2 separate regions of the Homo sapiens genome follow, and region 1 is linked to region 2. Evidence: chromatin loops called from intact Hi-C (ENCODE). Cell type or tissue: mammary epithelial cell. All regions are shown on one strand.

Evidence for each region. Peaks named below come from ENCODE experiments on the same cell type or tissue, not always from the same donor. Only the 100,000 strongest peaks of a DNase experiment are listed, where the experiment ranks them.
Region 1: a loop joins it to region 2, with 9 times the contacts of the local background. A loop is called at or near these places in 3 of 110 quality-filtered maps.

Annotation. Positions count from the first base shown.
Region 1 is chr2:9,979,620-9,987,619 of GRCh38, forward strand. GRHL1 (grainyhead like transcription factor 1) reads left to right here. Exons shown (of 16, transcript NM_198182.3): 9 at 6,505-6,663. Among named protein-coding and RNA genes, the nearest start is that of GRHL1, 32 kb to the left of the region's middle. In mammary epithelial cell, a CTCF peak has its summit at 4,783; no DNase peak of the experiment used is centred here.
Region 2 is chr2:9,796,634-9,804,633 of GRCh38, forward strand. No RefSeq gene overlaps it. Among named protein-coding and RNA genes, the nearest start is that of TAF1B, 43 kb to the right of the region's middle. RefSeq lists enhancers at 3,183-4,018, 4,019-4,854 and a silencer at 4,187-4,481. In mammary epithelial cell, a CTCF peak has its summit at 3,221 (motif pointing right); DNase peaks (open chromatin) are centred at 3,228, 4,658, 5,258, 6,618 and 1 weaker place; H3K4me3 peaks cover 332 bases; H3K27ac peaks cover 3,241 bases.

The sequences.
Region 1 (8,000 bases), 180 kb after region 2:
ATGTAAAATTCTACCTAAATTTCTCAGTGGAAAAAAAAATTAAGACTAATATTTGGATGTTGGATTATTTTCTTATAGGTGAATGATAATACAGAATGAGTATTACTGTCATTGTGGTAATTTTTAAAGAGCAACAGCCTTTTTGCTAGTTCATGAAAAATACCCTGATATGTATTAAACATTTGCATCCCTTAGCTCCTAACTTCACCACTTGATGTTTTTGTAACTTTTGACTCATGGACTCCAAGTGCTTTGTTCATGCATTCTTTTCTGTGAATTAGGAGATTTAAAAATATTTCTATAATTTCTCTCCACAAATTAAATTCACTTGTTAAAGTTCACGTTCCTGACTACTCTCTTTAGACTAGACAGTTAGCAAGCTTTACTGGAATTGTGTCTTGGTTTGTGGTGTTGATAAAAGCTCGAAAGGAGTGGGTGTGTTGGGGGTTTTATAAAATTGATTCTCAGTTACTTTCCCTATACCTGCTGTGAAATGAACCTCTGATGGTGATCTGTGTTTTGAGCACACTGGGTTTGGTGGTTTGTTTTTTTTTTGTCTTTTTCCTCCTTGTTTTCTCTTTGAGGACTAACTTGGCAGACGCAGCCAGGTGTGAACAGCGCTTATGTGGCTGCCGCGGTGCTTCCTGGAAGAATCATTATAAATTCGTTCAAGATCTGATTTCTTGTTGGTTTCTGTGCTTGTGAGCATTTAGAATAAAAGTCTGTATCAGTTAATCCTTTGATTATGTAAATCATTTTATTTTGTTTTCCTCTCATTTTCAAACTGAGGTTTGAAAACCAAAAAAAAAAAAAGAATTAAATATTTTGAAACATTCTAAGTGCATAAATTCTTGGTCAGGAATGAGGAACTGTCCTTAGAAAAATGGGCTAGACATTTAAAAAGGAATCTTGTAGAGCACCTTGGCCTGTTCAGCAGTTTATGTTTGTGGTTAGTTTTTTTCTCTTCCAATAATTTGGGTGGGAATAGTAGTTGCTCATCTTTTGAGATTAATGTTCTAATTATTTGAATACAAATGTTTTCTCTCAAAATAATTGGGAAGGAAGTATGAAAACAGAAAAGGTCATCTTTTGAATTCTTAAAGTTTTATGTCAGAGATCTTCACATCTTTCTAGAGAAGGAAGGTTGTAAATCATTCAGCCTACTCCGATTCTGAAATGGGGCTTTTTAAGTGTGCGTGCATTCCTGTATGTTTTATAGAGGAGGAGTTGGATGTGTGCTCATTCATCTTACTTTTTACCTCTTTCCCATCCTCTGTAAAGATAGTGGAGTGTTTTCTGTAATCACAGTGATAATTTGTCTGCAGGATAGGAATGGTCCGAGCCTGGTTTTACCTGGATTTGGGTGAACAGCCCTGTGGTCTTGCTCACTCGGGGCTGCCCATTAGGTAGAATCCATGGGAAGTGTTAAAACTGAGGAACAAAGTGTGCCCATCTTGTTGCTCCCACTGGACCCAAGGGAGAGCTCTGGCTTGTGTTTCTACACTCGCCATATGTGTATGCCAGCAGCTTTTTAACATTAAACAAAACTGTTCAGTTGCAGACTAAAGAAGGCCACCCTCCTGACCATAAAGCTCCCCGGAAGCTGCACTTCTCCCTCAGAACTTACCTGGTCCCCTCCATGAGTGTGGGCTGGGCTGATAGGGACAGTGTGTTTCCACAGGCGAGTGACACATGGGCACAGCACACACTGGATGTCTTGCCAGGAAGTCGCTTATGCGGAAAGTGGAAATACTCAATTACAAACAGGGAAATACACCTCCTCCCTATTTACTCCATCGTGATGATGTAAGGATAAATTAATGTCCAAGCAACTTAGAGGATGGTTTAGATCACTGGTCAGCAGACGACAGCTCTGAGGCGCGGGCCAGCTAGGTGCCTGCTTATATAAATCAAGTTTTATCGAAACACGACCACACTCATATCCGTGGCTGCTTTTACACTATTACTGCAGAGTCGAGTAGTTGCATATGACCTACGGATGTGAAAATAATGTCGGGCCCTTTACAGAAAAATAGTCGCTTCTGATTTAGATAAGGGTATGAAAAGATATTTTATATATCTACATTTTATTTATTCTTAGCTATACTTACTTACTACCCAGTATGCATTTTCCTCCTTTTATTAAAAGCATGCAATAAGCATATGTTATGAGCCAGGCGTGAGACACAGAGATGATTAAGACAGGGTCTTCTCAAGGACATTGCCATTTAGTGAGGAAGACATCACATCATGCTTTGTCCTGTGGTTCAGAGTTACAACTTCAGCCTTCAGCTGAACACACAAGTTCATCCACAAATGCAAATCCCTATGAAATCAAACATAACATGAGTAATAAAAATAAGCGGGAGAGTTTAATGTGTGTGTACTTGTTTATTTTTGTGGTTAATATCTTAAGAACTCTTGAGTATTTGAGGATTTGCATGACCTTATTGAATAGCAGGGTTGAACAAAATGGCTTTAACCTAGATCTTTCTTTTGATTACATGAATATTCTTATTTGATAGGGCTATGCCTCTGTAAAAATTTTGTTTAATGTTAAAAACTTGCTGGCATACATATAAATACATATAAAAATATCTTAACTCTTTAAGGAAAGGAAACCATGTATTGGAACTTGCTTTAATAATCTCAGAGTTTTGGAGCCAAGGTAGACCTTTTGTGGATCACAGTGTATAAGCAGCTAGAAGACTAATCACGTTACCGCAGTGGTTTCTATCTTGGCCAATCACTCGAATTACTCGAATTTGGTAGGAAGCACCAAAAAAAACAGTCCCAGCATCTCAAACCCATTCCAGGACAATGAAATCAGAATCTCTGGGGTGTAGCCAGGACATCTGACATCCGTATGTTTTAAAGTCCTGCCAGGCGATTCTAATTCAGTCAGAGTTGTGAGGCACTGTTGTACAGACAGGATTCTGAAACTTTAGTGTGCATAGAATTAGCTGGAGAGCTTGTTAACCTCCCGCTTCACTCTCCCTGAGTTTTCGGATTCAGTGAGTCTGGGGTGGGCACCAGGATCTTCATTTCCAACAAGTTCCCTCGTGCTGATGCTCCTGGCATCACACTTTGAGAGCCATTGCCGTATGAGATTCTTAAGTTTTACATAAGTAGTTATTGTGATGACTTTAACTGGCAACTTACTTGGTATTTTTAAACTAATATGACTTATAAAAAGTTGATAGGTAAATGTATTACACAAAATTATTGTCACCAGTAAAAACAGTATGGATATAGGATTCATCCTTTGTCAATATAAGTATATAATCATAGACGTCCAGAGGTAGTCATCTAGAGATCCACGAACTCACCCTGCCCTTTGACAGGTAAGGACCCTTGCACTGGGTCGCAGTGCTTAGTTAGGGGCCAGCTCAAATGCTTTGATGTTCAGACCTAAGCGGCTGTGCATGTGGCTCCCCTTGTAGACTTTGGTTGAGGGTTAAACCCGGCACGTATGTCCCCTCCACACCAGCATATCCCCTTGATCATCTGTGTTCTTACCTGGGATCCTTTCCTAAGAGCAGGGGCATCGTGAGCACCGGCCCCATCTTCTCTTTGGCATCTTCGGCCCACTGTTCTTGTCTCTCATGTTCCTGGCCTGCAGTGCTTACGTTTCACAGCTTTGTCACCTTCTCCTGGGATGTTTGTGTATTTATCTAGGCAAGGTAGCATTTTTTTTTTAATGCTGAATTAGGACCATTGTCAACTTTCTTTAATACATTTAGAAAACTGCCAAGTTTGGGAAGAATTGATTTTTTAGAATAAGAGAGAAATGTATATCAGTAAGAGACTGCAAATCATCATGAATGCACACCAGCATGGGCAAAGCTGTGCCAAAGCTCCATGTTTGCCCCGATCCTGGGATTTGGCCCCTGCTCATTTCTTTTTTGAATAGAAACTTGAAACTGGGAAGCAAGGGGAGGTTAGGTTTCGGGTTGGATTACTGTGAAATCTTCTTGTAAAGGGAATATCACTTCCTGGAATCGTGAGGATGAAGTCGAACTTTCCCAGGCAGCTGTTTTTGAACTAGGAATTGAGCCACGTGGCCTAGAATGACAGAAAAAATTCGGATTTTCCATTGGTTGTAAATTGAAAAATATATGGTGGTTTGGTTACTTTGCTTAGTTGTTTGCATGGACTTTTTTTTTTTTTAAACCTGAATGCATTCCACAGACTCTCCTTACCTCTGATTTGTGGATTTAGAGATTGTACTTGAAGTGTTTAAAAAAAAAAATGTGGCCGGGAGTGGTGACTCACACCTGTAATCTGAGCACTTTGGGAGGCCGAGGTGGGCGGATCATGAGGTCAGGAGTTCGAGACCAGCCTGGCCAATATAGTGAAACCCTGTCTCTACTAAAAATACAAAATTAGCCAGGTGTGGTGGTGCAAGCCTGTAATCCTGGCTACCCAGGAGGCTGGGGCAGGAGAATCGCTTGAACCCGGGAGGCGGAGGTTGCAGGGTTGCTGTGAGCCGAGATTGCGCCATTGCACTCCAGCCTGGGCAACAAGAGCAAAACTTCATCTCAAAAAAAAAAAGTTACTATAGCTGCCCCCCAACCCCATTATAACTTAAATTTTTCCCCATCTGCCCTAGTTCAGCCAGTGACACCCAGTGCTGCTTGTGGTGGACCCATTCTTGGCTGTTGACCCAGGGGCTAGAAGGAATCTTCCCCTGTCAGCTCACGGGGTTGAAGGGTCTGAAATGGGCCAGTCTTAGTTTTAAAAACTGTAATTCCAATAATGTCCACTATGTGGTGCACATGCATCCGCAGTAAATTCTAAAACTAGTTGAAAGGGAGCTCAAAAACATTTTTAAAATCCACAGTGATAAAAATAGTGGGGAAATGGCACATGTTTATTTGCTGTACACTGGGTTCCTCTTAAGTAGCAGCTTCCAATGTCATATTCATAATGTGACTCAGCTTATTTTAACTTTTGAGAAAATGTGCGGGAGATAACTGATTTGGAGCCCAGGAGAGAAGGGTGTGACATCTCCTGCCTTCCATTTCGAAGGTGGGGGATCCCCCTGGATGGGTTCTCGCCGGCTTAGTGCATTGCTCAGGCACATGCTAGCAGCTGGAGTGAGTGTAGCCGGTGCTAACCTACTGCACTTGGAAGTCATCTTTAAATATTGTTCTTGTGGGCTGAGTGTGGTAGCTCCTGCCTGTAATCCCAGCACTTTGGGAGGCCAAGATGGTAGGATTGCTTGAGCTCAGGAGTTGGAGACCAGCCTGGGCAACATAGTGGAACCCTGTCTCTAAAAAAAAAAAAAATACAAAAATTACCTGGGCGTGGTGGCGCACACCTGTGATCCCAGCTAGTTGGAAGGCTGAGGTGGGAGCATGGCTTGAATCCAGAAGGCAAAGGTTGCAGTGAGCTGAGATCACACCACCACACTCCAGCCTGGGTGACAGAGCCAGACTGTCTCAAAAAAAAAAAAAAAAATTGCTCCTGTGGGAAGTGGTGGCTTGGGCACTGATAGGAAAGCAGACTTTTGAAACTGTGGGTTGAGAAGCTCAAAGTCTGGTTTAGACAGTTTCTCTGAAGTAATTTCATGATTGAATAGTAGAACTGTTGCTTAAGGAATTGGATTCTTCGTTTCTCTCATGGAAATAGACCCACCAGCATAACATCTTCCCGGGTTATTCTAGGGAGTTTTGACCACATCTGTGTGGAACTTCTTGAATGAGGAACACATTCCTGGGTGTTTAGTGATCGTTAAGTTCTCAGCCTATTAACAAACGTTACCACTTTTGTCTTAGGTTTAATCTGGGCATGTAAAGAATCCAGTTATGTTTAAATAAAAGACCCTTGCACTGATATTTCCATACCTAGAAAGGAGTATGGAAATAATTGTAAATTACAAATCATCCCTTGAACACTGGGCCCAATGTGATTTGATAACCAAAAGGTTAATAAGAACAAACTGGAAAGAAATGAGGACTGTTTAGTCTGCATGGGCAAAGATTGAGAGAGAACTTTATTGGAATCTTATAAAAATTGTGGATTAGAGGAACACTGATGTCATAAGTTCTAAAATATGAGGACACAGAGTACTACAGGTTATCCTAAGAGGTGGTGTCAACGCAAATATAGGTGGATTCCTAGGAAGTTTTTACTAAGTTACAGAACAGCTGCAGAGGGAGCTATGCTATTGGTAACTTTGGAAAATGACATCAGGAAAGCTAACCAGCCTCTTCCCCTGTCCTAGCTGATATTAAATAGGGATTCTGGAAGGGAACATAAGCAGAGGTTCAGAGCTGCCGACTCTTCCTCCTCTTTAAGGTCTGCTATTTCTATGACCAAAAGCAGTTTTAAAATAAACCCCTGATCACCTCTTTTTAAAAACCCTTTTTTAAAAAATGAGAAGCTGAGCTTCTCATTTAAAATAGACTTGAGTAATTTCAGTGATGTTAATATTTTCATGAGCTGTGCTAGGTTTGACTTGGTGCCTGTTGCTTATGGAACCTTCTCTTCCCTTGGCAGGTTTTCATCTCTGTGAACTGCTTAAGCACAGATTTCTCTTCCCAGAAGGGAGTGAAGGGGTTGCCTCTTAACATTCAAGTTGATACCTATAGTTACAACAACCGCAGCAACAAGCCTGTGCACCGGGCCTACTGCCAGATCAAGGTCTTCTGTGACAAGGTAAGATCGGCAGGGATGCTTGGAACAAGTGTTTGAGACACACTCATGGAAAAAGACCAGGGTCTCTTTAATATTTAATGTCAAAATGAGAATATAGCTGCTAATATAGAATAACTTTTAAAATTATTTTTATTTATTTATTTATTTATTGTTGAGACAGAGTCTCCCTCTGTCTCCCAGGCTGGAGTGAAGTGGTGCAATCTCGGCTCACTGCAATTCTGCCTTCTGGGTTCAAGCAATTCTTGTGCCCCAGCCTTCCCAGTAGCTGGGATTACAGGTGCACACCACCACGGCCGGCTAGTTTTTTGTATTTTTAGTAGAGACAGGGTTTCGCCATGTTCCCCAGGCTGGTCTCCAACTCCTGAGCTCAGGTAATCTGCCCACCTCAGCCTCCCACAGTGCTAGGATTACAGGTGTGAGCCACCGCGCCCAGCCTTTATCAGAGATGAGGTCTCACTCTGTCATCCAGGCTGGAATTTAGTGGTGCAATCACTGCTCACTGTAGCCTCAACCTCCTGGGCTCAAGCGATCCCCCAAACTCAGTCTCCTGAGTAGTTGGGACTACAGGCACATCCCATCACACCCAGCTAATTTTTAATTTTCTTGTGGAGATGGGGGTCCTGCCATGTTTCCCATGCTGGTCTTGAACTCCGGTCCTCAAGTGATCCTCCCATCTTGGCTTCCCAAAATGTAAAACAGCTTTTTTTTTTTTTTGAGACAGAGTCTGGTGCTGTCGCCCATGCTGGAGTGCAGTGGCGCAGTCTCGGCTCACTGCAGCCTCTGCTTCCCGGGTTCAAATGATTCTTGTGCCTCAGCCTCTCCAGTAGCTGGGATTACAGATGCACACCCACCACACCTGGCTAATTTTTGTATAGAAACAGGGTTTCGCCAGGTTGGCCAGGCTGGTCTTGAATTCCTGGCCTCATGTGATGCGCCCACTTTGGCTTCCCAAAGTGCTGGGATTACAGGTGTGAGCCACCATGCCTGGCCTAAAATAGCTTTTAATTATTGTTTTGGCCTTGCAAAGACACATTATGTAGAGATTTTTGAAATTACGTTTTAACTGATAGATTAGAAGGGTTGATAAGTACGTTTTGTTGGGCATGTCTGATAAGTAAAGGAGGTGCACACAGGACCCTCTGAGCCCAGCTGCTGGAAGTGTAGGCAGTCACCCCTGCACGGGAGCTCTTCCTTAGCTGTGTCCGAGTGGCTGAATCACAAAGTGCTGTGCCTTCACAGCCCTCTTCCCCAAAGGCCCTTCAATAAGCATGGGGAAGGAGAGGTGCGGATTCTTCTCTACAGCCACAGGGAGGCAAGAAGAAAAAGTGCAGGGCCCA
Region 2 (8,000 bases):
AGTCACCCTCACCAGAGCAAGGCCAGGCCCGGTTCTGCCAGGGGGCTGAGGATGAGAGCTCCAGTCCCAGCATTGCCCCTTGCTAATTGAGGTTTCTTAACCTCTCTGACCTTCTACACAGTGTGGTTAATAATGACCGCCATGCTGCCTTCACAGAGGGTTTTCAAGATGTAAAAGGGGGAACAAATATAAAAATGCTTAGCAAAACGATGCAAGGCTTTTACGTGGAAATTACAAAACCTCACTGAAAGAAATTAAAGAACTAAATAAACAGAAAGACGTCCTATGTGTATGGATTGCAAGATTCAACATGGGGAAGATTTTAAATTGTTCCTATTATTAATAATTCCCAAATTGATGTAGAGATTCAATGAAACATTAGGTTTAAACAAATTCTTATGGTCAGAGAACCAGAAGGCTTTTGGACAGCAAATATAGTACATGTGTCTCTGAAATGTGTCTTAAAATTGAGGGTGTGTCATACTTTAAGCGTCACAGAGCCCCTTCAGCTGGGGTCCTCTCATGAGGTCAAGGGGTGTGCCCTCCCAGAGCCCATGCTCCTCCCCACATTTCCAGGGCCTTCTTGAACTTCTTCCCAGGGTCTGCCCTCCTGAGGCTGACCTGGTTTGCATATCCCATGGGGCAGCTGTTCGTGGGACAAGGGGATGTGGACGATGGCAGGCTGGGACACAGCATGTATGCATGAATGTGTGCATACTTAGGGTACAGAGCAGAAGGGGGCAGGTGGGGCTGGCCCACCCCACACCATTGTGTTGTAGTGCCGAACTCCCAGGAGTCCAAAAATACTAAATTTAAAGCTGGCCTTCCAGATCCTTGTGAAGGCATATTTATAAGAGGCTGGAACACATTTTATTTAATAGTTTGTCAGCTATATGACTTGCAGATATTTAGACTTAGAGTAGGTGGGCCTCCAATTCTACTCTTGCCTCAGCACCTGGAAGTATTAGGGTAAGGTCTGCAAAGTACCCATTTCTCTGAAAACACCCAGCTCAGGAATTGGTACAGGGAGTCCCCTTTCTGGAAGGCCCTCCCCCACGTCTGCCTGGCCTATCCGGTTCTTCCCTCAAGTTTCAGCCCAGATTCTGACTCTTCCGAGCAGACAGGCCCCCGTGGCCTTTATTCCTTCCCTCCCAGCACTGTCTGGCCAGCATGTGCGGTCGCGTGAAGACCTGCTAACAGCAGGAGCTGGGGACTCCCTGAAGGCGCTGACCTCGGCCGACTCCCCCAAGAATTCCCAGACCCTGGCACGGGTGCCGGCACATGTGCTGCCCAGGGCAGGCTCGGTGGACACATCTACAGTTCATTCTCCCACTTTAGTCCATTTGCTTAAGACACCCTTCCCTGGCAATCGGTAAGGTGCACACATACTGCCTGGGGCTCTCATTAAACTGCAGATTCCAGTTCTGTAGGTCTGGGAGGGGCCTATGATTGTGCAGTTCTAACCAGCTCCCAGGTGAGGCCAATGCTGCTGGCTCAGGGACCACACTTTTCACAGTGAAGCTTTAGAGCTCATTATCTTCCAGGAAGACAAATGCAATACAGGTGTTGCCTGTAGCCAATGCTTCAGCAAATGCTATGGATGCTGCGACTCTGAAACTGGCTGCACCTGCCCAGCAGTCCTGTGAGAGAGTCTGTTAATAAGTAGCAAAGTAGACTCCTCACTGAGGAGGGCAGTTCAGGGACTCGGAAGTCAGGGATGCCCAGAAGGTACACAAGGGGGCTGGGAATCCAGGCTGCAACCTCTAGGCCCAGAGGCCTGGGTGCCAGGCTCAACACAGTTGCTGCTCGCCCAGTGACCTCACGTGAGACACCTCCTCTCTCTGGGCCTCTGCACCTACTCTGGGTGGTACTATCTGCCATGAGAGTGAGATGGGAAACTCTTCCAAAGAAAGGAGGGCTGGATGCTGGTGAGTTGGCATTATTGGCAAGAGCAGATATGATCAGCCCTGACCATGGGCCAAACACCATTCTGCCCACTTTCTCTGTATCAGTGTGTTTAACCCTCAGGGCGACCCTCAGAGGTGGGCACTGTTCTTATTACCTTTTCACACAAGAGAAAACTGAAGCCCAGAGGACGCAATTGCTGTTAAGACCCCAGGCAGTCTGGCTCCCAGCCTTCTACTGAACCCTCTTGTCACTCTGCCTCTCCAGCCTGAAGCTCTGGAACCGTAATAGGTTCATGGCCTGACCCGTGCAGGAAGTCAATATGCAAGATGCCGCATTGCAGCAGAGAGAGAGGTCTAATCAATGCAGGGCCACCAAGTGAGGAGATGGGAGGAAACCCCCAATCCATCATCTCCCCAGGGAGTTCGGGGCTCGAATTTTTAAGGGTTTTGAAGTGGGTCAAAGTGTGGAGGTCCTTGATTGGTCGAAGAGTGCAGTCACGGGACAAGGAGATGAAGAAACCTCACTGTCACGCGGATTCCGTTCCTCTGTGGGGGTCTTCGAGCTGGTTGGCATCAGCTGTTCTGATGGAATTCAGGATCTGCTTAAGCAATTCTTAAACAAAATTCCTATGATTCTAAGGTCAGAGATCCTATCAATAGGAACCATGGGGATGTGAACTGTCCGTACCTAGGGCTACGTGACTTTTGGTTACAAGGAAGTGGGTCAAAGTACAGCCTGATGAATGCTTAATTATAGCTATATGACTGTCCGCAGTTCTTGTTAACCCTGTGAGGCTGGCTTCAGCTGGGTCTGCACTAGGTTAAGAAAGGGAGAAGAAGGGTGGGGACCTCAGCCCTTCCTTCCTGCCCAGACCACAGCCTGCAAACCTCCTCGGGTCCCCTCTGGCTCCAGGGCTCTCGCTGCAGACAGATCAGAAAGGACTCTGGGTCTGTCCCACCCCAGCCAGGCAGCCCAGAGCCCTCAGAGCAGGTGCTGCCCAAATGTTCCTGGGCATGGTGGGACCTTCTGCTAGGCAGGCTCTTCCTCATAGATTTGGGGGCTGCTTGTTTTAGGTTTAAAACAACCTGAGCTTCCCCCAGCCAAGTCCCTATCTCATTGTGTTGCCGTGGTCTGTTTGCCTGTCTGTCTTGTCCCCTAAACTTTGCACTCTCAGAAACGGGGCTGTGTTCCCTCCTCCCTAGGTCTCCAGCTCAGTGTCTTGCACACAGTGGGTGGTGAACTGACTTGCTCCTAGTTTCCCCTCTAGAGGTGCTGGGATGCAGTGACAACGCGCTTCCAGATCTTGCCACCAGAGGGCAGGAGCGCACAGCAGCCGAGTGTGAGCAGCGCGGCAGAGAGCAGGTCGGGCTGGGTGGGTCCCTGGACATCCAGCCGGCAGGGCAGGGAAGGGCCAGGCGCAGAGGGTAAATGAGGACAGGGCCTTGGGGGAGTCTCTTCATTTCCCATGCCGATTCCAGAGACTTCTTTTCTCTTCCTTCCCTTCCATTCCCCTGCCATCTCTTTTCCACTCCCTCCCCTTCCATGTTGACCAGGGTCCAATTTTGACTTTGTGTGACTTTGGGCCAGAAACCTCTTCTCTCTAAGTTGTAGTTTCCTCGTCTGTAAAATGGGGAAGTAGTGCTACCCAATTCTGGGCAGTTCCCTATCTTCCCTTCCTCAGGCTTTGGGACCCTCTGTAGGGCCACGCTTCTCGGCTCTTAGTGGGGAGCTCCAGACTGTGACCCAGGCAAAGCCAGGGGCCCTTTGAAGTGAGCTGCCTCCTCTGCCCCCTGCCTGGGAGAGGACACCTGCAGGCCTGGCCCTGTGGGGCCAGGTGGGCTGGCAGAGTGGATGGGCTGGGAGCTGTGGCAGCTGTGCCGGGTACACACAGGACATCAGCTGGGCCTGTTCCACTCAAGCATAGATGAGCAGGCAGGCATGAATGAATGAATGAATGAATGAATGAATGAATGAATGAAGAGTGAATGAATGAGTGAATGAATGGGAGAAATTCAGGCATGGCTTCAGAATACTTGTAGCAAAGGGATTTTCATACCCACTGCCAGTGGAACCTGGAAGCCTCCTAAGCCTCTCGGAGCCCAGCTTGAGTGGAGTCCACTGGGGGCTTGTCCTCTTTTTGAAGCCTCTTGTCCCTTTTGGACTCCTCACTGGCAGAAGCCTAAGAGACCCTTAGTCTAAGCTTTCAGGGGGTGAGAGGAGGAGTCTACTAACTGGGAGGGTTTACCCAACATCATTTATTTATTCCTCATCAAACAAACACAACGTAGCCACCCCCTCCGGGACTGTGCCTGTGTCTGTGCTGTGAACATCCCAAGGGACGGTGCAGCTGGTGGGGGTGGAGGGGCCGGAGTGCTCTGAGGAGCCAGGGAAGGCCTCTCCGAGGAGGGGGCTTTTGAGCAGGAGGCCTGTGCTTTGAGCAGAGATCCCACAGAGGGTCCCAGGTCAGCTGGACCGGCACTTCAGAGAAGTCACTGACTGAAGAATCAGAGGCAGGGGGCCCCACGAGCCGAGCCGGTCCAGGCCCCAGGGAATGAGGGCAAAGCGGCAGCCTGCAGTCGGACAGCAGTGCTGGGTCCAGGGGCTCCTCAGCTCCCACGCCCACTCACAGCGCATTGTCTCCAGGGGAAGGGTTTCTGGGCGGGCCCAGGAAATGGGGATGTGTCATCCGAGTGGGTGCTCAGTCCCCAGCAGAGCTCACGGCTGACAGCCAGGCCCGTCTCTCCTGTCACTAGATCCCACCTGCAGGGACTTGCCCAGAGCTGACCTAAATTTCCCGGCCACTCTGTCGACACCTCCAGGGCGGGGCAAGGCATGCCTTCGCAGAAGCCCAAACAGAATTCGTGACCAACAGCACAGAGACTCAACCTCCACCCTGGGCTCAAAGGGCTGCTGTGGTGGGCTTCCTGGGCACTGCCTGACCCTGAGCTCTCCCGGAAGCTGGCCTCTCAGTGGGTGGGGGCAGACAGCACCCGGGGAGGATGTAGAAACATGGCAGACATGGGGATCTAGGGCAGAGGGTGCCGTGTGTGTGTTCGAGGCCCGTTTCCTCTTTGTGAGTCTTCCAGTTTGCTTTTCAGGGAAATAGACTCATTTCAGACCCAGGAGAAACGGTGGGCTTCAGCAGGGCTGCCCCGGGGCCCACCTCCCGGAGCCTTGCTCCCTGCTTCATCCAGGCACCTGGCTCTCCTGCTGCCCTGGGGAAGTCAGAGCCTCCTATCTTGGCAGAAGCCCCCACCCCCAACCTCCGCACACTCAGTTCTCTTGCCACACAGCCTAGAAAATTCTGCCTCTGGCTTGGGGCTCCATTTGCTGAGCCAAGATGAGGCATGAATCACAGGGCTGCGAGCTGCCTGAGGCTGTCTGGAACCCGCAGACCTCAGAGCCCGCAGAACTGCAGCCCCTTCCCCCACCACATCCCTGGGCCATGTCGTCGCCGGCTTCTCGGCTCTTCTCTCACTGAGCCTGCCGTAGTTAAAACAGTTCCAACCTCAAGGCAGCTCAGGTCTTGGGAGCCCAGACAGCTCCTGGGGGTTTGTCGGCCTGATCAGAATAAGCAAATAGTATTCTTTTTAGATTTATTTTCTTGGATTACAAACTCACAATTAAGTCTTTCTAGGCCGGGCGTGGTGACTCATGCCTGTAATCCCAGCACTTTGGGAGGCCAAGGCGGGCGGATCACTTGAGGTCAGGAGTTCGAAAGCAGCCTGACCAACATAGTGAAACCCTGACTCTACTGAAAATACAAAAATTAGCTGGGCATGGTGGCACATGCCTGTAATCCCAGCTGCTTGGGAGGCTGAGGCAGGAGAATCGCATGAACCCAGGAGGCAGAGGTTGCAGAGGTTGCATTGAGCCGAGATCACACCACTGCACTCCAGGCTGGGTGACAGAGAGACTTTGTCTCAAAAAAAAAAAAAAAAAGTCTTTCTAAATAATTTTGGACTCCCAAACAGATCCAGAGGGACTCCAGTTTGAGCCATGTTGAGGGAACAGGGATTTGGCATGGGATCAGCCTGGGGCTGGCTGTGCAGCGTTTGAGGGGCCACCTTCTCTGAGCCAGTTATCTGAGGTGCTGCCTTCTCTGAGCCTTGTTTCTGAATCTAAGGCTCCTCGTAGCTCTGGCATCCTTGCCTCTGATTCCTCGGAAATGTCCCAGGCCCTGCAGCTGACACTGGGCTCCAGGCAAGGCTCTTGGCTGTGTCTGGAGGGGCTGTGGGCCAGCCTCTTGGCATTGGTAGGCCAGCAGCCCAGGAAAGCTCCGTGTTCCCCATCAAGGAGGGGACAGGCATCTGGGCAGCGCAGGGTGCTGTCCCTAGGGGGAATGCCAGCCACATCCTCTAGGGCCCTGGGAGAGAAGTCCCGAGAGCCCAGTACTTTCTCCTCCGTGGCCCACCTGAAACCTGGCCTCAGCTCTTCCCCTGAAGCCGGGAAAGGGCACTGCCTTAGTTTCTTACAAGAGGATGGGGAAAAAGAAATGTGAGAGCTAGAGAAACGGCTCCAGGGACCGAGCCCAGCGCTTTCTCTGCACACACAGCCACTGTAGACATTTGGACTGGAAGGTCTTCGGCACACACTTGGCCGATTGCTCCACATAAGACGGCGGGCCCAGGTTCAAGGTGCACTGTCAGGGACACCTGGGCTTCTTGGCTCCCAGCCAGACGTTGGGCAACAGCTCCAATACCTGTGCACCTCAGCATCCACATCTGCCCGTGCTCTCTGAGAATTAGGCCATGGAATCAACACCTAAGCATCCAGGAAGAGGTGGGAGAGTCACTCAAGAAGCAGGGCTGGCCACATTCGCTACCTGCCTGCATTTCCTCTTCCTATCAGTATCCCAGGGTGCAAAATTGGAATGACCTCTTCCACACAGGAGAGGGTCTGGTGGGACCACCATTCGAGGCCCTCTCTCCCCACCTGCCCCCTGCCCCTGCCACCCACTTGCAGGTAAGGGACAGGCTCCTACGCAGCCTGGTCAGTCACTGCTCCCTCCTGGAGTCTGGCTATTGAAAAGAGGGACAAAGAAACTGGCTGCGGTGCCTCAGTCCTCTCGAGGGGCTAAGAGACAGCTGCCTGCCCTGATTGCTGGGCTCTGAGTCAGAGGTTGCGATCCCTGCTCCAAAGCCTCTGGAATTATCCTGGGTGTTGGCCATGCCCAAGCCTGAGTTCCAGCCCCCTCTGAACTTGGTTCCTGTTATTATTTGAATTATGTTCCGTTATGGCGTTTTTTTGTTGTTGTTGTTTTTCTTTTTTGAGATGGAGTTTCACTCTTTTTGTCCATGCTGGAGTGCAATGGCATGATCTCAGCTCACTGCAACCTCTGCCTCCTGGGTTCAAGTGATTCTCCTGCCTCTCAGCTTTCTGAGTAGCTGGGATTACAAGTGTGCACCACCACACCCGGCTAACTCTTTTTTTTTTTTTTTTTTGAGATGGAGTCTTCCAGGCTGGAGTGCAATGGTGCAATCTCGGCTCACTGCAACCTCCACCTCCCGAGTTCAAGCAATTCTCCTGTCTCAGCCTCCCAAGTAGCTAGGATTACAGGCGCCCACCACCACACCCAGCTACTTTTTGTATTTTTAGCAGAGATGGGATTTCACCATGTTGGCCAGGCTGGTCCCGAACTCCTGATCTCTGATGATCTGCCTGCCTTGGCCTCCCAAAGTGCTGGGATTACAGGCGTGAACCACTGCACCTGGACTACACCTGGGCCTGTTATGGTTTAATTTGTCTTGCTGTGCTCTGAATATTTATGTCCCCTCAAAATTCATATGTTGAAATTTTATCCTCCAATGTGATGGTATAAGGCGTGGGGCCTTCAGGAGGTGATTAGGTCAAGGGTGTGGAGCCCTTGTGAATGGGGTTAGTGCCCTTATCAAAGAGGGCCAAGGGAGCTCATCCATACCCCCTTCCACTAAGTGTGGACACAGCTAGAAGGTGCCATGTATGAGTCAGAAAGCAGACCCTCACCAGCCACCACATCCACCAGCATCTTGTTCTTGGACTTCCCAGCCTCCAGAACTGCAAGAAATAAATGTCTGCTATTTATAAGCTACTCAATTTATGGTATCTTATTA